3 separate regions of the Mus musculus genome follow, and regions 2 and 3 are each linked to region 1. A link is a loop called in an ENCODE intact Hi-C map of the cell type or tissue named here. Cell type or tissue: left cerebral cortex. All regions are shown on one strand.

The links. Peaks named below come from ENCODE experiments on the same cell type or tissue, not always from the same donor. Only the 100,000 strongest peaks of a DNase experiment are listed, where the experiment ranks them.
Region 2: it touches region 1 in a loop (2.1-fold over the local background); 3 of 42 quality-filtered maps call a loop at or near these places.
Region 3: a loop joins it to region 1, with 2.5 times the contacts of the local background. A loop is called at or near these places in 4 of 42 quality-filtered maps.

What each region holds. Positions count from the first base shown.
Region 1 is chr5:117,033,888-117,041,887 of GRCm38, forward strand. No RefSeq gene overlaps it. Among named protein-coding and RNA genes, the nearest start is that of Gm30028, 20 kb to the left of the region's middle. In left cerebral cortex, a CTCF peak has its summit at 3,622 (motif pointing left); a DNase peak (open chromatin) is centred at 3,615.
Region 2 is chr5:116,751,205-116,759,204 of GRCm38, forward strand. No RefSeq gene overlaps it. Among named protein-coding and RNA genes, the nearest start is that of Gm29843, 47 kb to the right of the region's middle. In left cerebral cortex, no CTCF peak of the experiment used is centred here; DNase peaks (open chromatin) are centred at 3,566 and 7,683.
Region 3 is chr5:116,119,928-116,127,927 of GRCm38, forward strand. It overlaps Ccdc60 (coiled-coil domain containing 60), which reads right to left. Exons shown (of 14, transcript NM_177759.3): 14 at 5,654-6,250. The coding sequence ends at 6,149. It overlaps C330018A13Rik (RIKEN cDNA C330018A13 gene), which reads left to right and starts at 3,687. Exons shown (of 2, transcript NR_153384.1): 1 at 3,687-3,900; 2 at 7,799-8,000. In left cerebral cortex, a CTCF peak has its summit at 3,590 (motif pointing right); a DNase peak (open chromatin) is centred at 3,624; H3K4me3 peaks cover 880 bases; H3K27ac peaks cover 298 bases.

The sequences.
Region 1 (8,000 bases):
CCAAAGTAGTTCATGGTGTTTTCTTTTACCCAAAATACCGCCATTTTGTTCTATCCTGTGAACGGGAGGCCTAGGAGAGCAGCGGATGCCTGACTGGCACCATTTATTACAGCAGGCATTGACAGATGTGTTCTTCTGCACAAAGCCAACTGGTAGACACCAGCTCTGCTCCAGGAATCATGCTCATCAGAGACACTCCAACATAACAGACAGGACCCCCCTCCATCCCTGGGCAAGGAATAAGACATATTTAAAACTCAGAACTTAATGTCACTCCTCTTTCAGGAGGAATGATGTTGGAAAAAACCCAAATATTAGTCAACTGATGGGTATACAGGTCAGATGGAATATTAGTCAGCTCTCAAAAAGAATAAAGTACTTATTTGTGATCAGTATGAATAGACTATGCTAAAAGAAATAATCCAGCAATGAAAGGCTATACATTTCCTCCGTTCTGTTCTCATAAAATGTCAAGAAGTGTCAAGCCCTGATACAGAAAGCAAATTTATGGAGTGTGAAGTAGGTGTAGTTGAGAATAAGTATGTGGTCTCTTTGGTTGACAAAATGTCCTAGACATAGATTTTCATGTTGGTCACACAACTCTGTGACTACGGAGTTGAAAAATTGAAGGACTGTGGTCTCCGAGAGACGATAGACCCTGTCCTCTCCAAGCTGCTTCTGATCAGGGTGTTTATCTCAGCAACAGAACGCTAGCTAAGACAGTCACCATGCCCACAGAAGCCATCTCTTGCCCTCAGAAGGTCCTGGGGGATGCACACAAGGGGTATCACCCACACTTGAGAAGACAGGAGGAAGAGGAAGTCTAGACAGACCTTAGAAATGGACTCAGAGCTGTCTGTGCCATCTAGCAAGGGCAAGCGGTTGAGTAGCTAGCTAACGGGCCACACTGCTCATTGCAAGTCAGAATTAGAAGACCTTCTGGGTTTTCATTCACACTGGGTCCAAAAGAAACCCCCTTTCTAATCCACTCTGCCTGTTGGAGACAAAGCGTCTTCCCTACAGACACAATGCATTCGCACAGAGCATTGGCAGGTGTTCTTTACTGAGCACCTCATCTGCAGCCAGTTTTGGACAGGATTCTGGGGAGTAGGGGGACCAAGGCTCTCGGAAAGGCAGCAGCATCTATAGGACAACACATTCGGCAGATGTCCACAGGGCTGCAGAATGGGCAAAGTGATGGAGCAGCTGCCACAAGCCTGGAATGAAACACATCATCCAACCCGAGAAGATGAGGAACAGGGGACCCCTAGGAAAGGAGAGCCCATGCAAGGAAGGGTAAAGCTGCTATGCCTGTCACCCAAGCACACAGGAGGCTAAGGCAGGAGGATCATGCGTGATGAGATGAGTCCAAACTATATAGTGAAACCCTACCTGGGGGTGGCAGGGAAGGTTCAAATACCCAACTACCTATTGGGCTATTTCCTAGGAGACAGGGAGAGCCAGCCTCAGCATCCGCATCTAGCACGAGAGATAATCATCTTGTGGTACTCAGCATAGTGGCTGGGTCACATAAAGCGCTCAATAAAGTCTCGGCAATAATTGCTACGGAAAGGTTTTAGAAGACTCATTATATGATAATACTACCAGCCATTCATACGACACCTGTTGTTCGAGAGACACTTACCTGTCGCCGTCAGGGCACTGGTAATGTTGTGCACACTGCACTCTTCTGAATATTTATCACAGCTTGAAAATGCACCCAAAGGGCAGTCCCCGCCTGCTGTCTCCCACCAGAATGAGAGCCCCGCAGAGGAGGAGCCTATAGCTAATAGTGACACGGGAGCTAAAGTTCAGTAGGGTCTGAGGAGGCAGCTCGGCTGAGAGAGTGCTTATCTGGCAAATGTGTGGACCTTAGTTGGATCCCAGAACCCATGAGGAAAAGAAACATGTGGGTGGAGACATGCTCCTATAATCCAGAACTGGGGACGTAGAGACAGCAGAGTCCCCATGCTCACTGGCCAGCTAGGCACACGTGCATGCATGCATGCATGTACACACACTATAAATCGTGATCTGGCCGAATGATGATCCCATGTATAGCAATCCACAGAAATAGGTTTTACAGCCCTAGATACTCCAAATGAAGGCTCTGAAGTATACAGAAAGGCCACCCAGCCTGTAGTGTAGCCCCCAAATGTTTTAGAAAGAAGGCCAGATTCAAAGGCCATATATGCTTGAAGGAAAATGGGCTCGAGAGGAGTTGTCAGGCTAGAAAGGTTTTCAGGAGGTTGGTGAAGGAAGTGGGTGGGTGAACAGGTGGGTGGGTGGATGAATGAACGTATGAACTGATGGATGGATGGAGAATAGATGGATGGATGGATGGATGGATGGATGGATGGATGGAGAACAGATGGATAGATGGAAGATGGATGGATAGAGAATGGATGGTTGGATAGATGATGGATGTTGGAGGGATTGATGGATGGATGGGTAGGTGAATTGTGGATGGAGGAGTGGGTGGATGGGTTGTAGATAAATGGATGGTGGATGAATGGAGGGAGAGGTGGATGGTGGATATACAGATGGTGGAGGGAGGGATGAATTATGTGAGTGGATAGGTCAGGGGCTAGATGTATGGTTGAGTGGATACACGGTAGATGGGTGAGTGGTAGATGGAGGGATGGAAGGGTGAATAAACAGATGGATAAACATTAAGGTAGGTGGGTAAATGAGTGGATTGTAGGTGGATGGATACATAGGTGGGGTGAGATAAATGGAAAGATGGATGGCCATACGTAGGATAGATATATAGGTAGGTGGGCAGTTGGATTGTGGGTGGGTAGATAGGTAGATACATAGGTAGATGGGTGAGTGGGTCACAGATGGGTGATGAGAAGACCCTCAGAGGCACCCAGTCCCCTCGTATGGAGTATTTTATACATACAGTGACTGTTTTATTAACCGTAACCAAAATAGATATAAAACTGCTGTCCTGATGATTAAAGCAGATTCGGTACCATCATGAGATTCCGGGAATATAAAAACCCTCTCCACGAGGCCTTCATACCAATTTTTTTCTAAGACTCGCATGCTAAATCCTTCTTCCCTTTTTCCCTCCGAGTCAAATAAAGCATAGATCAGCCTTTAGCCTGTCATGCCTTCGGCAGATTTTCAAATCCTGAGTGCTGAGGCTTTAAATTATTCTGTACCTAACTTGGTTAAGCGGCACCTGAGTCTAGCTAGGATAATCTGATTGTCAGAAAAACAGAGAGGGCCTGACCTGCAAATGGTCCTGCGGATGCTGCAGCTGTCCAGGAGACTGATGAAGGCAGCTGAGAACGGCTCTGAGAGATGGCTGCTGTCCAGTCGAGTTCAAGCTCACACCCAGTCATGAAACCCCCAGATGGTGCTTCTTCCTTACCAAAGACACTCCAAAGGCAAACCTGGAGCTTTGCTCTCCTGTTCTTGGGCCTCCTCCTCCCTAGCTTCCCCTCCCCCTCTCGAAAACACAAATACTCACACCCCCTGCTGTGTTCGTGGCTATAGTTGATGAAATATATAAAAATAGTTTAAGAGAAAGCCCCACCACAGTGTCTTCCTATTTCCTTTGAAATTCTCCCATTACCAATGCCTTCTTTTGCACTGAGCACTGCCCTCTTGTGGCCTGATCATGTCATTTAAAAATCATAGTCAAAGAATTCGCCACCAGGACTTACATGGCTATTTCTTAGAGACAATAAAGAAACCAGAGAAGTGTCTTTTGCAACATGCTCATGTCTGTGAAGTGGATGCTGTGTAATTCTGACACTTAACACCCAAGAGAAAATGCTGCAGCCTGGTATACCTGCTCAAATTAGATCATTTAGCCATGGCATCTTTGGGGACCAACTCCTAGATTAAGTTACTGCAAAAGTTGCTTCTCTTATTGCCAAATATCCAACAAGAAGCAACTTAAGGGAAAGAATTTATTTTGGCTTACTGTTATTTACTGGGGCGGGTGGAGGGGGGAACATGGCGGCAGGAGGTAGCTGGAGACTTTGTATCTACAGGAAACACAGCAGACATACTACAGCAAACCTCACATCTTCTACCAGGGCTCTACTACCTTCCAAAACAGCGCCACTGTAGACCAAACAAACAAACGCACAAGCCTTAAAAGAACATTTCTCACTCAACCACCATGGCCCCCTTCTCAAATAACCATTGGGCCAGGCATGCTATCTGTGGGTTTCTTCTTCAATTAGCTAATCTCAAACCAGAGTTTTCAAAGGAACAATGGGCAGGTGGGTGCAATGGGAGCTCTTTGATTTCCAAATTTTACTCCTTTTTAAAGGTGAACAATATTCCACTGTACAGAGAGACCACATCCATCACCTTTTGATGGACACATCGGTTGTTCCCACCTGTTGACTATTGTAAGGAACGATGCTATGAACATTGGTGTGCAAGAATTTGAGTCTGTGTCTTTCTATCTTTCCCTGTTGCTGTGGTCAAATACTCTGACAAAAGGAACAAAGGAGAGAAGAAGGTCTCTTCTGGCTCACAGCTGCAGGTTACAGTGCATCACAGCTGAAGGAACTGGTCACTTGGCATCCATAATCAGGAAGTAGAGAGTGGAGAATCAGGCTGCTAATCTGCTCTAAATTCTCTTCCTGGGGAATGGTGCCACCCACAGTGGGCAGGTCTTCCCACCTCAATTAACCTGATTATGATAACTCCCCATAGGTATGCCCAGAGACCCATATCCCAGTTGATTCTAGATCCTGTCAAGTTGGCAACACCCCACTGCACGCCCTGCTTTTAATTCCAGATGAAGTATTGTGTTGTGCCCAGTCATTAAAATCCATTCCCTTCTTCTCCAGCTTGACTTCTTTTCATGGTTCGCAATGTTCTTCCTTCTGCCACTGGGTTTAGGTTGCTTCCTCCAGGACTCTCTATCCATGTGGTAGCCTAGAAATTTGTGTAGCCACTCCTGTCCTCCAAGAGGCCCCAGGAGTCATCTCAAACTGGACTCTCTTTCCCTCCCATGGAGCTATGCTTCTGAGACAACTGGGGAGGTGACCTTGATTGAGTCCCCGGAGTTTTCCTGCCATGCTAATTCCAGGACAATGTCTCCATCACCAGCTTCCTTTAACCAACAAAGAAGATTAATATAATCCTACACAAGTTAGCCACCAAGCAAATGTTTACTGGATGATTAAAGAGCAGGATATTAAAATAATCTAATTTCTTTGGAACTGGGCCAACACCTCCTTAGGTTTAGCTACAGTACCACCTATACAGGACATGTCAATGTTTCATGGTGTTAGACTGACAGGCCTTAACCATCTTGTGTCTCTTGTGCTTGCTGCATAAGCACAGGTTAACAGAGCATACTGCTCTTGTGCAGAACCCAAGTTTGGACACCATTATCCACGCCAAACACTCACAACCACCTGTAACTATATCTTTAGATCTGATGACCTCTTCTGGACTCTGCAGGTACCTGCACTTGTCTGTGTGTGTGTGTGTGTGTGTGTGTGTGTGTGTGTGTGTGTGTGTGTGTATCTGTGTCTGTCTGTGTGCCTGTGTATGTGTCTGTATGTGTCTGTGTGTCTATGTATGTGTGTGCATGTGTCTATGTATGTTTGTGTGTGTGCATGTGCTACACACCACACTATGCACGCGCACACACACATACACACAGCCAGGTATGCTGGTACACACCACTGATCCAAGTACTGGGAAGTGGAAGCAGAAAGATCTTTAGAGTTCACTGGCTGATATGCCTAACCAAATTGGTATGCCCCAGATCCCAGTGAAAGGCCCATCTCAAAACTATGGAGGACTACTAAGGAATGTCACATGCACACACATATGCATTCTCACCCATGAACACATCACACACATAAATAAATAAATAAATAAATAAATAAATAAATAAATAAATAAATCCACGCTAAATAAATAAGGTATGTATTTTAGACTGGTTAGGGAACAGAGGACGATGCAATGAAAATGTCTTGATACGTATTTGTTGGGGCTTGTGTTCTCCCACATCCAACTACGAGAGGAGGGGTTCCCCTCCCCTCAAGTCAAGAGGAAAAGGCTCAAAGAATCTGGTAGGCTTCCTGTTTTGTGGGCTGAGGCAGAGTACTAGAACCTCAGCAGGAGTTCAAGGCATGCCCGATGTGTTAGAATAGTAGCTTGAGTCTAAACATAGCACACCAGGCCAAAGCAGTTCCACATGTAAGATGTGTAAGAGGTTTATTGGGAGAGAGAGGGGCAAGGTGGTGGCAGAAAGAAAAGGGGGGAAGAGAGAGGAGGGAGACAGACAGACAGACAGACAGACGGGGGTGGCTTTATATATGAGTAATGACATGGGTGATGACATAACACAGATAAAGGTGGGAGATGAGCCAAGTGGATTCCAGAAATATGGTGGCTGTTGACTTGGCAACAGGTCTGCAGGTCCCACCTATGTGATGTCACGGATTTCGGAGGTCCTGACAATGCCAACAATGCCTAGGTGGAGTTTCCTGAACCTGGGAGCAAAGGGGAGAAAGGGCTTCACTGGGAGCAGGCTGACTTTGCATAGATGGGCAAGTCAGAGAGATGTATAGGCTGATTGGGGACGTTGTAAAGGGCACTCCGTGGATATCACTTGGCCATGTCTTCTCCCAGCTCTCTTCTGAGAGCACTCTATCTCGCCATGCACTTCCAGGGAACCAGCCGATTCCGGTTATATCCCATGACTGTACCAAAATACCTGTCACAAACAACTGAAGAAAAGACTTGCTCTGGTCCTGATTTCAGAGATGATAATCCAGAAGTCTCAACTCCATTGACAGTGAGGTCATGACAGGCGGAGTATTATGGTGGAACCAAGCTCATCTTATGGATCATAGGAAGCAGAAAGAGGCAGGGAGGAGTCCAAGATAAGATACAGCCCCAAGCACACACCCCCCCTACTAACTTGCTTTCCCCGGTTAGCCTCCCACCTCCTATGCATCCCACAAGACCACCAATGAAGACTCATAGGGAGTCAAGGCAGGCCAGCATGAGCAAATCTGTCCACACTGGAAGAATCTGCAGCTGCCAGTTGCCAGGAGAGATCAGGGAACCACAGCAAGAGAGAGAGCCTCACACTAAGATCTTGTTCCTTCGTTTCCCAAGTCTAGTGACCCTAAGCCCTCTGCCGAGGCCACACCTGAGTGGAGAATGGAATCTCACAGGACAGAAGCAAAGGGGACGGAATACAGGAGGCAACCACCAGAGTGAAAGAGGAGAAGGGTGTGAAGCTAAAGACATCAGACGCAGAGCTCTGAGAAAGGGAAGCCTAGGAGGTCAGCCCAGCCTGACTGTCTCCATAACAGCGCAGGGAAACTCAATTAAGCGCAAGTAGTGGAACAGCACAGGAGTCAAATCGCATGCAACGTCGTGAGAAAATAACAATTCTCACACAACAAAGGCAGGTCAAGTGTACACAGCCACGGAGAGCGGGAGAGAGGGAGCCAGAAACTCTCGCCTAATATCTCAAAACGGATGAGACAGAATTGAGAGAATTGTGGCTGGGTGATAGTTATATATTACAAGTCCCTACAGAATAAACCCAAAAGCTATGTGTTGAGGCACATACCTGTGGCTCCTGATGTTGGAGAAGTCCAGGTGAAATGGCCCCAAGTTCGAAGCCAGATCCTGCCTCAACCACACTTCCTACCCCCCACCCAAAGAATTTGAGAAAATCAACCCAAAAGACCTCTATTTATCCATCCATCCATCCATCCATCCATCTCTATCTCCCTCTCTTTCTCCATCTCATAAGCACATAATTACACGCCATTCTGCACATGAATCAGATGCCAGAGGACAATTTATAGGATTGGTTCTCTCCCTCTAACCAATGGGATGCAGGGGTCAAACTTGGGTTTGTGAGATTTTGTGGCAGGCAACTTTGCACCCAGAAGGCTTTTGATAATGATCATTGAGGAACTTAGGAGATTGCTCAGTGGATAAAGCATTTCCATGCAGTCATGGAGACCAGACTGACAGAACCCATA
Region 2 (8,000 bases), 280 kb before region 1:
TTGTTTTCAACAAATTTATCATTTTGTGTATTGATAAAATATATTCGACAAGACTGTGTTTAAAACTTTTATGACTCTTTAAGTGAAAGATCAGTTTATTACTTTGTGCTATAATAGCTTCTTGACTTTCTTACAGGAATTATGATGGCCTAATAATATGAGTTTCTGACAATTCTTTGCTTTGAAACAGTGTAATTTTTCTATTATCTTGTCCTTAAGTACTTGATAAAATATTGCTGTAGTTGTGAGGAAGGTCAGGTAAAGGGATATTTTAAGTAGTGGTTTCAATTTATTTAAATATAAATACAAGACTATGTACGTTTTAATTTATGCTTCTGTTAATACTTAGCTATGTTTTTCTACAAATCTGTGATTTGTATCTAAGTTATCAATTTCACATAAAAAGAATAAAAGAGTTGAAAACAGGACAGCTGGGTGGTTGCCTTTCCCTCTTTCATGCCATGCCCTTAACAGACATCACTAATCAATTGCTGGGTTTTTTTTTTTTGTTTGTTTGGGGGCTTTTTGTTTTGTTTTGTTTTGATTTTCCTATCTGAATCCTTCTCAGCCTAAATATGCTGCTTTGAAAGGTAACGCTGCTAAAGTTGAGCTGTGGTTATTAATATGTCCCACGTTGTATAGGAGAAAACAGATCAAGTCTAAGAACTTGGTTTTTCAGAACCTGTGCTCTCAACCTGCCGTATCCAGATCTAACCCACTTCCAAAAGCCAGAAAGTGTGTCTTAGACTCTTTCGAGAGATGACTTAGGCATGTATTCTAAACATTCACATGCTGCAGTGTTTAGCACGACCTGGTGACAGAATTGAAGAGCTATTCAGGGTAAAATGGCTGAATCTTAACTGATCTTAACTGTCTCACAGTACAAAGATTTATAAAAGCAAAACAAAAATGGAAAGACAGACGGACAATCAACAAAGCTTCTGTATTTGGCTCTTCTGGGCAGCCTGGAAAGCACCCAGAACTCCCTCTAAGAGCCCCCAGCTCAGCACACAAAAATCAGCTTGTCCAGGCAGATTATCCTTTCCTGAGCCTCTGCCAGGACCCTGGGAAACAAAGCCCCAGGGGGGCTTTCTGTCTGTTGTGACCTACTTAGATGTGACATGCCTAGTAAGGTCTGGAGTGGCACTAATGGGGATGGACAAGAAGGTAAGCTTTGAGTGGCCCAAGGGAGATGAGCTCATGGAACTAGCCTAGCACATTCCTGGGGGAAAGGTCTGTCCAGGGGAAAGACATGTATTAAATCTGACCTCAGAGCCCTGCTTAGAACATCCCAACGGCACCCTTGTATGTTCATAAAATAGTCAAGACTTCTTAATGTAGCCTCCAAGGTATGTCCACTTCACTCTCCTCCTTCCGCCCTTTCCTAATCTGTGCCCTCTTGGAGAGAGACTGGATTATTTTTAGTTTCAAACTGGCAAGATGTTCTGCCTTTGCTCTGGGCCTTTGCTTGGATGATCCCCTTTGACATCGTTCCTTGTCCTTGTCCTGTGACATCCCGAGGGTTGCAGTTCAGCTGTCACCCAGATGACATCGTTTCCCAAACACAGGACTGGACCTGCTTCTTTGCTCCTACAGTGCACAGTACTCACCCTGAGGACACACTTGTGAGTTGTCTGGAAATGTTCTCCCCGTTGTTCACAGCACCTCCCACCACACTGTGGGCTGTTCACCCTCCTCATGAGTCCACCTCAGTCCCAGGATCCACCTATGATGCTTTGGCATCCTTTAAATGTCTATAATCACTTCAGGCTCATCATGTGCAATCCAAAGCTCCCAGGCATCCCCTCCCAAGTCCATTGTGTCCACATCCCACTCTGCTCCACTCATTTTGCTGCTCAGCCTGACATCATCTCTCTAACATTGTCCTCTGTGAACGGAAGTGCTTCCAGAATCTTGCCACTACCCAATGCCTTGATCTTGTTAGCCTAATCCAAGCCAGCATCATCCTGCTCCTAGGTGATTAGGACACCTAATCGGCCTCTCTGGTCTTCCCTGGATGCTCTAAGTCAGTGGTTCTCAACCTGTGGGTTTTGACCCCTTTAGGGGTTGAACAACCTTTTCACAGGGGTCATGTATCAGATATCCTACATATCAGGTACCATACCTATCAGATATTTGTGTTACAATTCATAACAGTAGCAAAATTACAGTTATGAAGTAGCAACAACAATAATTTATGGCTGGTGGAGGGGTCACTATAGCATGATGAACTGCACTAAAGGGTTGCAACATTTAGAAGGCTTAGAACCAGTAAGTCCCAAAGAATCATCTAACAGAGATAATGAACCATGCCCTGTATCTTAAGTCATAATTTGAATCCTAGAACCCTTTGTGATCAATACAGCCTTAACTTCCATCCAGACGCCTACAGCCTACATCTCTCATACTCTGTTCTAGCCACACACAGATTCCTGATATTTCTAGGACATGCCAAGCACACTTCTGCATTTCAACCTTTGTGCCCACCAGCTTCCACTTGAAAGCCCCCTCTACAGACAGTCACACCATCATCATCCTCCCTCCCTCTCTTTATGTGGGAACAGGACCTAGGATGAGGTAGGGAGAGTGGGGAGGTGTGTGAGAGGTGACAGAGTCACATGAGGGGTCGTGGGATTCAGACTCAGGAGAACAACATCAGGGTGCAGATCTGAGTTTACTGAGCACCCCATACGCTTATATACAGTGTTTGAGCCAATCCCAAGCCCCTAAATTCTCAGCCAATTGTATCCCGCCACACCTTCACCATACCCAATGAAAGCCCTGAGTGGCATGGGGTGGGGGGCGGAGGCATCATCAGCTGTTAGGACTTCCGTGAAGACAGTGTTCAGGAGCCATCTTAGATCTAATGCTGCATACTGCAGATCAGGACTCTTCAAGGAGCCGCAGGAGCCTGGGTCCCCTTGTTCTCCATCCCACCTTTTCTTTCACGAGGTTGACTTCCACACCCCCGACACCATTGATTTCAGGTCTCTGCTCAAACTCTCACACAATAAGTAACTACTTCCATTACCACTCCATAAGTAACAGCAATCCTTAGCGCCCTCCTAGTCTTTCCCTGTGTTGATTTTTTTTTTTTAAAATCAGGACCATATTGTCTCCTCCTCCACATTTACTTATATGTTGTTAAAGATGTATCTCCCCAGTTAGCAGGCAAGAAGGTCACAGAGTCATACTTTCCCACAGGAAACCCAAAGCATATCAGGTCATGTGTTTTTATTGAAAAATCAAGTCAGTCATGTGACCATCTGGTGAATCTTAGGACCCCCTCCTCCCCAACACCTCCACCCCACCCCTGCCCCCTCCCCTCACCCCAGGTACTTAAAAAAATCCCAAGCTTGAGATGCAACCAGAGAATTACTGAGATGAATTCCAGCTGAGATCGAGGCAGCCCCGGGGGTTGTTTAGACAAATACCAGGGGCCAGGGACTTGGTTCTCTACAAGGAGGAGAGCTGCATACAAAGTCTTACACAAAGCAGGGTTTCCAAAGAGAAATGGATTTTTTTTTCTCAGCAGCCCAAATGAGCTCTCAACAAATGTACCATCTGCTTGGATTCCATGCAGGCTCTCCCAGAACAGACCATTAGCTCTAGTGAAAAAGCAAGCTCCTGTGGTGTAGTTAGGAAGAGACTCCCAGAAGCCTGGTGAGAGTGTAGGCCCCATAAGAAAGGGAGATGGAGAAAGTCAGAGAAAGGGACCCCATGAGTCAGTTGCTGCTGTGCACAGATACACAAAATCCTACTGAGAACCAGTGGAGATGAGACGGAACATCTCAGAATCGTCAGGCCTAGGAGGGTGTCTTCTGCTGTTTCAGTAGCTTTAGACTTCCAGCCCTGAGGCCCTTGGAAGCCTCTGCCATGTGTGGAACACCACTGGGATGTCCTAGTCCCAACTGGATCTCACCCCACATGATGGCTAGTTTTAATTGCTAAATTGTTACATCTAGGGATTCCCTATGAAAAGAACCTGGATGAGGGAATTGACCAGATCAGGCTTGCCCATGAGTATGTCTGTGGGAGACTGTCTTGACTGTTGATGGATGTAGGAAGACTAATTGTAGGCAGTACCATTGCCTAGGTATGAAGTCCTGAACAGTACAGAACAAGAGAAAGTTAGCTGAGAGTAAATAGGCAAGATGGATATATTTGTTTCTCCCTGCTCTTGACTGCCAATGTCATGGAAAACGCTTGGGTTCCTGCCTTGATGTCCTCTCAATTATGAACTGTTACCTGCAAGTACAATCTGGAATAAATGCCTTTTCTCCTCTATGTTGCTTTTGATCATCAGGGCAGTAGACAGGAAATGGGAATATCTCTACTCCTTGGTGTTCTTGTCATGTCCTATCCTTTTAATGTTCTTTTATTTACTTTAAGACTGATTTTCTATTATTCATTTTTTTCTCCACTAAAATGACCAGGAGGTGAAGTTCTCACAGTCTATAACATTGCCAGGGGACTTAGTGTTTTAGTCAACACTATTGTCAGAGGGTTAATATAGTGGGACAAGGGATGTCTCATCATCAATTGTGTGAGATGTCCCTGAGGACATTCATTTGCCTTGTGCTGCCAGGTTGTCCTGCTGTTCACTCATTAAGGTCCTTACAGAGCAGGAGAAAGTTTTTTGGTGGGGGTGGGAGGGCAAGACTGAGAGGTAAGAAGGTGTTATCCATATTCTCACAGACCAGAAATCTGCCAAGAAAGCAAGAGTCAAGTGAGCCAAGGGGAAATTCTACCACTGTAAGGTGAAAGTTGTCTGTGAAAACTGTAACTCAAAGAAAGACTAGCTCTTGCTAACTCTAAGTATGTCATGATATGAGAGGGGGGGGGGGTCCAGTTTGTGAAGGTTAGAGCAGTAACTGTAAAAAATGGAGTCTGTCACCAGGAAGAGCCAGAAGGGCCTCTTTGCCTCAACTCATGGTCATGGGCCAGACCAATAGGAATGAGATACAAAAGGAAGATCCTTCCAGCTTCCAATATGGCGGCATTCCCATGCAGTACTGAACAAACAGGGAGAGAAATGAAGAATAATTTGGTGGCTAGTCTTTCTGGAAGAGCACAGGCACATCAAAAAGAATATTTTCTGGTCCTACTAGGATGCAAAGTGTCAACCAACCATCATAGTCATATCTCACACTTCTACCCTATCTTGTTTTCAATGGTTCAAAACACTTGGCAGACATTCTTCAGGGCATACATGTGCACACTCATATCCACCAGAGGAATTATAGTGTCTAGACACTTCCACCCCAATTCTGGCATGACAGAATAAAATCTCTGAGGGTGTTAAGTACTTCTGTGTTCTTGCCTCAGTTATCCGTGGACCAAGCTATGCAGCTGTGATTGAAACAGAGATGAATCCCCTCAAGTTGCTCAAGGCAGTAACAACTCTTAGGCTGCCATCATGGTTCCTCGGGCTTCATCCAGAAACCCTCTTCTCTCTGGTCTCAGTTTTACAGATGCCTAGGGATACATGCAAAGAACAACCATGACTCTAGAAAGGAATGAGGGATGTGGCCGTGACTTCATCTCTCATGACACACCTTTCTGCAACAGTATTCTTCCTTAGCATTCTTCCTGAAGCCCTGGGCAGATGCCTGCTCTCCATTCACTTCTGATAAATGCTTTAATAAGTTGACCAATCCCATGTGAGTAAAAACTGCAAAAACATTTGATAAATATTTGTTGAATAAGTTAGCCAGTATCTTTACAAAACTGGCAAAGGAGCAGTGCCTACCCAATGAAAATAGATACCTAGAGGCTTGGAAAAACCTTAGTAGATGCCAGGAAATCTCTTTTATTATTAAATATTTGATTTTTTTTCCTCTGTGACTCTGTATATCTGTGTATCTACCGTGTGTGTGTGTGTGTGTGTGTGTGTGTGTGTTGTATGTGTGTTGTGTATGTGGTACTGGTAGAGACCGGAAGAGGGCATCAGATCCCATGGAACTAGAGTTACAGGTGAATATCATTATTAATGTTATATCTGGTCCACGATAGAACAATAAATGGAATTAGTTTCTAATATACACTTTTTTCTCTGTGTTCTCTGGGAAGCCAGCCCTCCCTTCAACTTGGGCAGCATTCTTTAGATATGGAAACCAAGGTTCAAAGAGATGTTTACCACACAGCTTAGAAATGGCAAGCAAGCTATATCTCTCACACTCCAAAACATCAGTGTTTAATCTGTTTTTCCTAACTGGTCAAGCAATAGCCAGATAGACTCATAAAGCTTCAGCCTTGATAATTTTGAAAGATTGGCTTTTAAAACAAAATGACCTAAAAGGTATCATGGTTAGAGAAAATGCTGCTAAGATTTGAATATGAAATGTTCCACAAAGGTTCATGTGGTCTGCCGGAGTCCTCAGTAGCTGCTGCTGTTTTGGAAAGTGTGGGAGAGTCCAGAAAGTGGAATCTAATGAGAGGAAATAGATCACGGAGGGAGAGGGGGCAGGGATTGTGTCCCAGAAGCTATTTTTTTCTCTCAAACACAGACCCTACCCCACAGTGTGACTCTGTGATGCTCCGCCCTGCTCACAGTAGCAACAGAGCAAGATGGACCATGGGCTGAAATCACAGCCCAAATAAATCTTTCCCCCTTTAAGTAGTTTTCTCAGATATTAGTCACAGCAAGGGAAAACACAAGTACCTAGGATGATAATAAGCCCATGGCTGGCAGAGAAATAAATTCTTCTTCTTCTTTTTTTTTTTCCCCCTGTGACAAAGACACCGCAGTACTGATGAGCCTTTGAAAACAATTATCCTACCTGGATCAAGCTGTAACTCACCAGAAGTTGCTGCCTCAGCTGATATCACTTAAAGAGGGTGGTTTGTGCTTTGTATTGTTTTCGGCCTTTCTTGAACTATACTTTTTAAAAGGGACCAGGAGCCCCTGTTGGAAAAAAAATCGATCCCATATTTCCATTTTAATGTAAACATTTAGCGTCCACCGCTTTTCTCAGTATCGCATTAACACTTGAATGCAAACACCATGCCAGAAAGTACTTCAAAGCCTTTCTTTTATTTCTCTTTCTCAGGCAGAGATGGCAAATGGAACAAAATTGTTTCCCAAGTCGATAGTTGACTAAATGCAGTAATCATAGGGGCAGGGGGAGGTGAAGGGTGTGGGGCACTTTATGGAGGGGGCGTAAATACAAGCCCATCAGAAAGCAGTTTCCCCCACAGGAAGCTGCTGCGGGGCTTATTCGAATTCTCAAAGAATCTCTTAAGTTCTATTTTGCAAACATTGCATTCTTCTAAAACCTCGTGGTAATGATAATAAAGACATGAGGTGGGTTTTTTAAACACAGCCAACAGAGGCCATAAATGACTAAACTTCCCTTTTTGTGTTGCTGAGATGACCATCCGAGGTTATCAAGTAAAGGCCTTTGGGCTGGCATTCATGGGATTTGAAAGCAAAAATGCAATTTGGAGTCCAAAGCTGGGTTTCTGCCCTTCCCCTACCTCCTGGGAGTTGGTTTCCTACTTCCCAGACTGGAGAAGGCGGTCAGCCCTCCCCCTAAAAATCACGCCAGCTGTCTGTGCCGGACCACGTCCACCCGTGCGCCAGGTGCAATTGAGGCAATTTAGGCCGATCACCAAGTGCTCCATTTCAGGCAGAAATCCTGCCAAAGTCTCCTACACAAAGCCACATTCCGCACTTCCAGTCCCACATTCCATTTTGCTTGCATTTGTCTGCCGTGATTACCCAGAATTCCAAAACCACTTGGCCCCGTTAAATAACAGTCAGTACGGGAAAAGCCTGAATAACGAAGAGGAGGAGGACGGCTGGAGGTACCAGCTGAGCTCTGAAAATAGACGAGGCCTGGTGAACTCAGGAGAAAGAAGTAGGCTCAGCATCCAGAAAGGCAGGCTCACCCGTGAGGACACTCGGCGTTCAGAGGACATAGGCCATCAAAAGATAGCCCCTACTACCAAACCCAGCTGTCTCGAGGGCATTTCAAGGCAAATGACATCCTTCGCGT
Region 3 (8,000 bases), 910 kb before region 1:
TCTTCTTCTTCTTCTTCTTCTTCTTCGTGGTAAGGACAATATTAGGCCCACAGAGTGAAAGATTTCCAAGGAAAGGGAGGGGGAGCATTCCCAAAAGCACCGCCCCCAGAGAAGGCACCCTAGATAAAGGACCATCTTAGCCAGGCTGACAGCATCCCATACTCCATCATTTCACCAGTGAAGGAACGGAGGCATGAGGAGTAAACCTTTCCAAGATCACAGGCTTACGGGGAGAATCGAAAGAGAATCTGATCAACTCCAGGCCCCCATTCACTTTTTCCATTGCTGCCTCTGTCTAGACCCAACTCTGGTAGAGACTTTCAGTCTCTTCTTCCTATAGCCCAACAGGGCCTCCTCTGGGGTAGCCTTCTGAACACTTGTTCTCCATTCCCAACCTTGCCTCTCCCCCTCAGCCTGTGATCTTGAAAAAGTTTACTCCACATGTCTCAGTTTCTTTGTTCATGGAATAGGGATTTGGGATGCTGTCAGCTTGGGTAAGATGGTCCTTCATCTGTGAGCCTAATATTGTTTTTATCACAAAAGTGATACACATAAAATCTCAACAATGTGCAGGGGTCACCTGCACAAGACCAGTGCAATCAGGAAGACAATATGGATTGGGGGTGGATTTCACAAGGCTCGCCCCTGGGTGAAGGGCTACAGGCACATCAATGGCTGCTGAGAGAAGAAGAATCAGCCTTCTCAAGGGATGATGAACCCCTGCTAGGGGAGAGGTTATTCTGTCCTTAGACACAAACCTATGAGCAATGCCAACTTGACTTGACAGGAGATATATCTATATCTGTCTATCCATGTATGTATGTATGTATGTATGTATGTATGCATGCATGTATGTATGTATGCATGCATGCATGTATGTATGTATTATGTATATCTCCCATTTATCATCTATGTATCTATGTAGTTATCTCTCCTATGTATGTATGTATGTATGTATGTATGTATGTATGTATGTATATATGTATGTATCTCTCCTATGTATCTATGTATCTATCTCTCATATGTATGCATGTATGTATCTATCTATCTATCTCTTATATGTATGTATATATGTGTGTATTTATCTATGTATCTATATATCTAAGTATCTATGCATGTATGTATGCATTATGTATATATGTATGTATGTATGTATGTATGTATGTATGTATGTATCTATCTATCTATCTATCTATCTATCTATCTATCTATAGGAGATCATGAATTTGAGAGTGAGTGGGGCCACAGAAGGTGTTGGAGGGGGTAGGGGTGGGTGGAAAGAATGTAAACCCGGTACGCATGAAATTCTAAAAAAAGAAAAAAAGAAAAAAAAAAAAAAAGAAAAGTTGCAAAGGCCAGATGTGTCTTTTCTTGTCACCAGGTTGGGAGCCTGTGACTTTGGCTTTACAGTTAGTCTTTATGTTTTCAGAGGCAGTGATGAGAGGAGTTGGGGGACTTAGGGTGCAGTGAGCCAGAGTCAGACACTAAGGCATGCACTCGGAGACAGTGACTGCCGAGCCGTCCTCACCATGCAAGATTGGGGCACTGTGGACTGACTGTGCACACTCCATTCCCTGGCCCGCTCTCGCCGCTGCCATCTCTAATGTGCACCAAGATCCTGCCACGAGCTGGATGCTGCACATTGGGTCCTCGTGGCCTCTTTAGTGGTCTCCACACCTGACACGCGTGTTGCCCTTGGAGGCTGTGCAGAGAATGGGAGCACCACCGAGATCTGGACTTTTACCACGATTACCACACTGAAGCAGCACTGTGGAGTTCTTTTCAGGCTCTTGCAAGAGAAGGGCCATCTCTCACATGGCGTAGAGTGCGCTAGCTATGTCTCCCAGGCTCAAATGCTGTATGAACGGTCAGAACTTGCCTGCCCCCCACATACCTCATCTCAGCCCTCTATCTTGTAGGCCACTCTACCTCCAGAATTTGTCCATTCGTTATGGGCAATTTTTACTTTCTTTCCATAGCTGTTCCCTTCAATACATAACCTTTTAAGATTACATTTTAGTGCGCGTGTGCTGTGTGTGTGTGTATGCATATATCCACAGAGGCCAGAGACCAGCTTTTGAAAGTCAGTTCTCCTCTTTTACCATGTATAGATTCTGAGGATTGAACTCAGGCCACCAGTCTTGGCGGCAAGCCCCTTAATCCATCTTGCTGGTCCCCAACACCTTAAAACCAGTACTGTAAATCTCTGACAGCCCGTTCTTCCTTATCATATCTATGTCGAGATTCTTGGGGACTTTGGGGGCTGAAGATGTCTCTGTCTCATGAAGTCATTTGCACTTAGTATGTCCTCCACTCTAATTCTAACCCAGTGGTTTCTAACCTGTGAGTGTGGCCCCTTTTAAGGGTCACGCGACCATTTCACGGGGTGGGGGTGTAAAGGGGGCACATATCAGATATCCTGCATGTTAGATATGCACATCACAATTCCTTAACAGTAGCAGAATCCATGAACTAATTTGTACCTGAGGCACATTGCAATAACAAAGTAACACTGAAAAGAATTTTATGATTGGGGGAAGAGGGTCACCCCAACATGAGGAACTGCATTAAAGGGTCACAGCTTTAGGAAGCTTGAGAACCACTGGTTTATTGCAACACCTGGCATGCGGCACACACAGACAGCCTGCTGGCTCTCTCGTACATCATCGTCCCTTGCTGGTGCTTGATGGGATATCTCTGGGAAGGCCCCACGATGCTGGCTACATTGTAGCTGTGCTCTCGGTGAGAGAAGGTCTGAGCATGGGAGGGATGCATGCTATCTAGTTCACACCAGTGAAGCCCCCCTGATCCCCGGGGGCACCTGTTCTCTTCCCATGAAAAGATAGCCATTGTCGTTTTCTAAATATCTAAAGAGATGCTGAAGTTATCTCACTTCATCAGCTCTCCCAGTGTGTTCTTTTGGAAAGAATAGAAACTCGTCTTCTTTAAACTCACCCTCAAGCAGGTGTCCCCAAACTCTGACTTCTTAGCCTAAATATGTCCTGTGGTTTGCTTTTTATAGGATTTTTTTTAAAAAAATAAGGGCTATGTAACTAGGCATAGTGGTACACACACCTGTGATTCCAGTGCTTGGGAGATAGAGGCAGGAGATTCAGGAGTTCAAAGCCAGCCTCAGATACATAAGCAAGTTCAAGATCCGCTCCCACAACGCTGGGCTTCAAAACCAAATAAACAACAAAAGAACTGTTTGTATAAACAGAAAGTTCCACCGATATCTACTGGAAGTGTTTCTCTAGGGAAGATACAGTTCCATCGCAGCAGCAACGTAGATGGCTTGTGAAGTCTAGCGGGATGGCAACTTTGGGGACCAGATACATTGTTGCTGTTCTCTCGGATTCTGATGAAGCTGTTCACTCCAAAAAGATTTCTCCCTGGGGCTCTTGAAGCCCAAGAGACTGGAGATGATGCTTGTGTTGCTGCTCTTTGCTCCGGGTCATGTTTCAGTAACAAACCGTCTTCCTTGTCTGAGCATGTAGGACTTGTTACTGTTGTTGACAGTCTCTGCCTTCCCTTTTGGGCAAGACCCTTAGGTTTCGCTCAAGGGCATGGTGAGAGTGGTGCTAAGAGTTGCCACTAGATGGCGCCATAGTTACGAGCAATAGACCGACCGAGCTGGAGTCTGGCGTGGAGGAAGCAGAAAGTCTTGTGATTTCAGGCTATTTCCTGTCCTAGACAGACCTCATTCTAGACTCTGCTCTGCCACAGATCGTCGGTGTCTTTGTATGCTTAATTAAAAAAAAATGGGGATTATAAATAAAGTAATGCTCCATTTTCCCTCAGAGAGATGCGGTGAACATCAGGGAGACCAGACTTCAAGCGCCAACCACAGTTGGGCAAGGTGGACCAAAGGGCTCTGTTCTGATCCAAAGCTGGATGAAGGTACGGAGTTCTAGGGTGGCACACTCAGGACAGCCGTAGCTACAGATGACCCAGTTTGCTTAAAAAGACAACAGGGAAGGAAGGGTTTGGGACATTTTTATTATAAATGATAAACCATTTGAGGAGTGAGCTGTGTTTGCTTGTGATTGAACACAGTACCACGTACACATAAAAATCACCCAGCACAGTATGCACAGTTTCAATTTTTTTATGTAGTTAGGAATCAGTTACAAATAAGTTCAGGGTCTGGGGAGTCAGTACTGTGTAAGCGTGAGGGTCTGAGTCCAGCTCCTTTCACCCATGTCAAAAAGCCAGGGTGGGGAACATGTGCCACAGACTCCGGCATTGGGAGGCAGACACAGGCGCGCTTAGAAGCCTGATAGCCAGCCAGCCTAGCTGAATCCACAAACCCCGGGTGCAGTGAGAGACCCTGTCTCAAAATATTAAATGTGAAGCATGCTATGGTGTTTGTCAACTTGACACAAACCTGAACAGCCCTGGGAGAAGGGAGACGGAGCTGAGGAGTCCCTCTCACCACTGTAACCCCAGGCATGTCTGTGGGGGATTGCACCCAATCCATTGTGAGGGTGCTGTCCCCAGGCAGGTGGTCCGAGGCTGCAGCAGAAAGCTAGCTGAGTGATTTATAAAGAGCAAGCCAGTGGGCAGAGTTCCTCCATGGCCCGTGCTTCAGTGTCTGCCTAGAGTTAATATCTTGACTTTTTTCATGATGATGGACCGTTCCCTGCAAGCCAAATAAATCCCTTTCCTCTCCAAGTTGCTTTTAGTCAGCGTTTTATTTATTCTTTTTTTGTCTTTTTTTTTTTTTTTTTTTTTGAGCCTGGATCTCACTGCATAGCTCTGGCTGGCCTGGAATTAAAGGTGTCCACTACCATCCCTGGCAGGGTAGAGTAGTTTTTATCCTAGCAGCACACGAAAAAGACAGAGTGGTAGAAGGCCACTCAATGTTCACCTCTGGCCTATGTGTATGTACACACACACACACACACACACACACACACAGGCACGCACACACGCATAAACACATGCACAAACACATGCTCACACATGCACAAATGCACACACACATGCAGGCATGCATGTGCACACACAAACATATGCACACACATCTATACACACAACCTTATACAAGCAAAACATAAATGTAATTTAAATTTAAAAAGAGTGGAAGAATCCTTTCGAGCCTCTGTCTCCTTGTTTGCAGAACAGCAAAAAGCCAGTGCGTGGGGGCCGTGGGGGCCGTGGAGGCTGTGGGGACCGTGGGGGCTGTGGAGCTGGAACCAGATAATCCATTCCACACTGTGTAGAAGGGAGCAACCTATCAGTCAGTGGTGCGTCTGTGAGTCTGTCTGTCTGTCCTCAGGGCTCCGTTCTCTCCTCTCACTTCTCATTTTATCAGAAGGTATCCTGATGTCAACCTCTGCCTTCCACATGTGCCCATGCACAGCATGAATGTACACGTGTGCACACATACATGCCATTTCTTTATGTGCATCGCAGTTAACCATTCATCTGTCCCTGAATCTATACTCTACCTGTTCATTCATCCATCCACCCATTCATTCATTCATTCATCCATCCACCCATTCATGCATGCATTCATTCATCCACCCACTCATTCATCTGCCCATTCATTCATTCATTCATTCATTCATCTATCCACCCATCCAGTTATCCATCTCTCTACGCATCCACTTATCCACCCACCCATCTGCCTATACTACTACCTATTTATCCATCTCTTTATCCATTCATTTATTCATCTGTATGTACTCAGGAATGTCATATGCCAATATAAATAATTACATTACGCAGGCAAAACACATGGCACTAGGTTGTCGAATTTACAAAAGCTCACAAATGATAGCTTGTTCTCCTAAGATCTGATTGCCGCACCCAAATGCCACACCTTGAATTCTTCCTTGGGAAGATGTCAAACATCCAGGTTAGATTTATTATCCAGGGCTTTCGGGGAAGGGGAATGGTGACAAGAGTCTGGGAGAGAAAACAAGAGTCCACATTGGACAGTGAGCGGAGGTAGGGAGCCTGGTGGGGGAGGGGAGGGCCACCTGGGACCACCCTCTCCAGACAGTCATATTGTTAGAAGTGTCTTCAGCTGATCTCACTGCTCCATGCCGTGTGTCCAGGAGAGAAGAGAGGAGGCTACGGGCACAGGCTGGGCTTAGGGATGTGGTGCTGGCTTGCTTTCCTCCACGGGGACTGGGCCCCTCTATGTCAGGATGGTGCGCTGCCGGAAGGGAATGTTGACTCGGCTCTGTAGCCAGTTGATGTAGTCTTCCTGGGGCATATGAATAATGTGTTCTCTCACAAACTGTGGGGTAAACACAGTGTTAATCTCAGAGTCTGGTTTGAGAGCCAGACTAGACTGCCACTCCCAACCTCTCCTTGACATCCCAGAAACCTTTGTGAGATCCAGGATTCCCCCCTCCCCTGACCCCCCCATGACTCAGACACTCATCTTTAGGTTGGTGCAAAAGTAACTGAGAGTTTCTTTGCATCACTGTTAGAATACATAATACAGACTGATGGCTACGTGATACAATGTTTTTAATGCCACGGTCCTTGATTTACATGTTTGGTAGTGACTTGTGCCCTGATGTTTATTTTATACTGTGGAAATCTATGTTAGTCGGAGGACAGATATGAGTTTCTTTTTGGAAAAAAAAATTATTTTTCATTTTATATGTGTGTCTGTGTGTGCCTGTGGAGGCCGGGAAAGGGCATCGGATACCCTGAAAATGGAGCGACAGGTGGTTGTGAATGAGCATATGGGGAGCAGCCGGTGATCTTAACTGTGGAGCCATCTCCATAGCCCTTTGATGTTCTTATTTGAATTCAACAGAGACAGTGGGTTTGCTCCAGGGGCTAATGAATGTCCAGCGCAGGGCGGTTCAGGGAGACAAGGGCTTGTTGAGAGCCACCATGGAAACTGATCCTTTTCACAAGACTCAAGAAAAGTGTTGTTTGAACTGTCAGTTTCGCTTACTATGCGTAGAAACAGCTATTTCTCGAGTGAGTTGTGACACGGGCCAAAACATGGACAGGGTAAGGCAAGCGATGACAGCCAGCTCTGTAGCTAGGACTGAAAGAGGCTCTAAGGCAGAAACCAGACTTGTACCAATACCCATCATGGCTGCTGTTTGTTGGGCTGCTTTTCTGATCCATTACAGGCGGGGGGGGGGGGGGGGGGGCATCCCTGGGGGATCTGGTGCCCTCTTCTGGTTTTGACGGGCATCAAGTACACTTGTGGTGCTTCTATGTGCACACAGGCAAAGTGAGTATACATGTACAACAAAAATAAATCGAGAGAGAGAGAGAGAGAGAGAGAGAGAGAGAGAGAGAAAACCAAAACCACTCAAATCTGCTGTGGTCTCTCTTCTTGGTTGTCAAGTTGGCTACCTCTGAAATTAACTAAACCCCAAGCTGCTGGGGTTTACCCGTGTGGGGGAAGTTTTCTTAATTAAATCGTTTGAAGTGGGGGAAAAATCCACTTTTAATCTGGATCTTTAGATGTGGGAAGTTAATAATACCTTTGATTTGGGTCACCCACACCTTCCTGCCGGCAGCAGATACAGAGGACACGGAAGAAGGAAGCCCCTCTCTCTGCCATCTTGCCCTCACTTCGGCTGGCAAGTCCATTCCTCCACTGGCACCAGAGCCTGCTTCTTTGAAGAGCAGCTCGGACGTCCAGCCTTGTGAGCTGAATAAGGACTGGGCTCTCGTACCTTCCGTCGGTGGACAGCCGTTGCTGGGATTAGCAGGACTACAGAACATAAAGCATCCTGAAGGGTCTCCTACATATTCACTCTCCATGTTGTTGGGGAGAACCCTGACTAATGCATTTGCTTTTTGCCAACAGACCAGTGTTTCTAAAGTTAAATGAAGTGGGCTGAGTTTGGAGCTGTGGAATCTGGGGCTATGAACTTTGGAGCTATGGAGCGTGGGGCTGTGGAGGCGTGGACTGTGTTCGTCCAGCGTATTCCTCTGACCTTCTTCCGGCTTATGTCTGCTTCTTCCATCACCTGAACCACTCTTTGGCTGGGGAACACTTCTGTAACCGG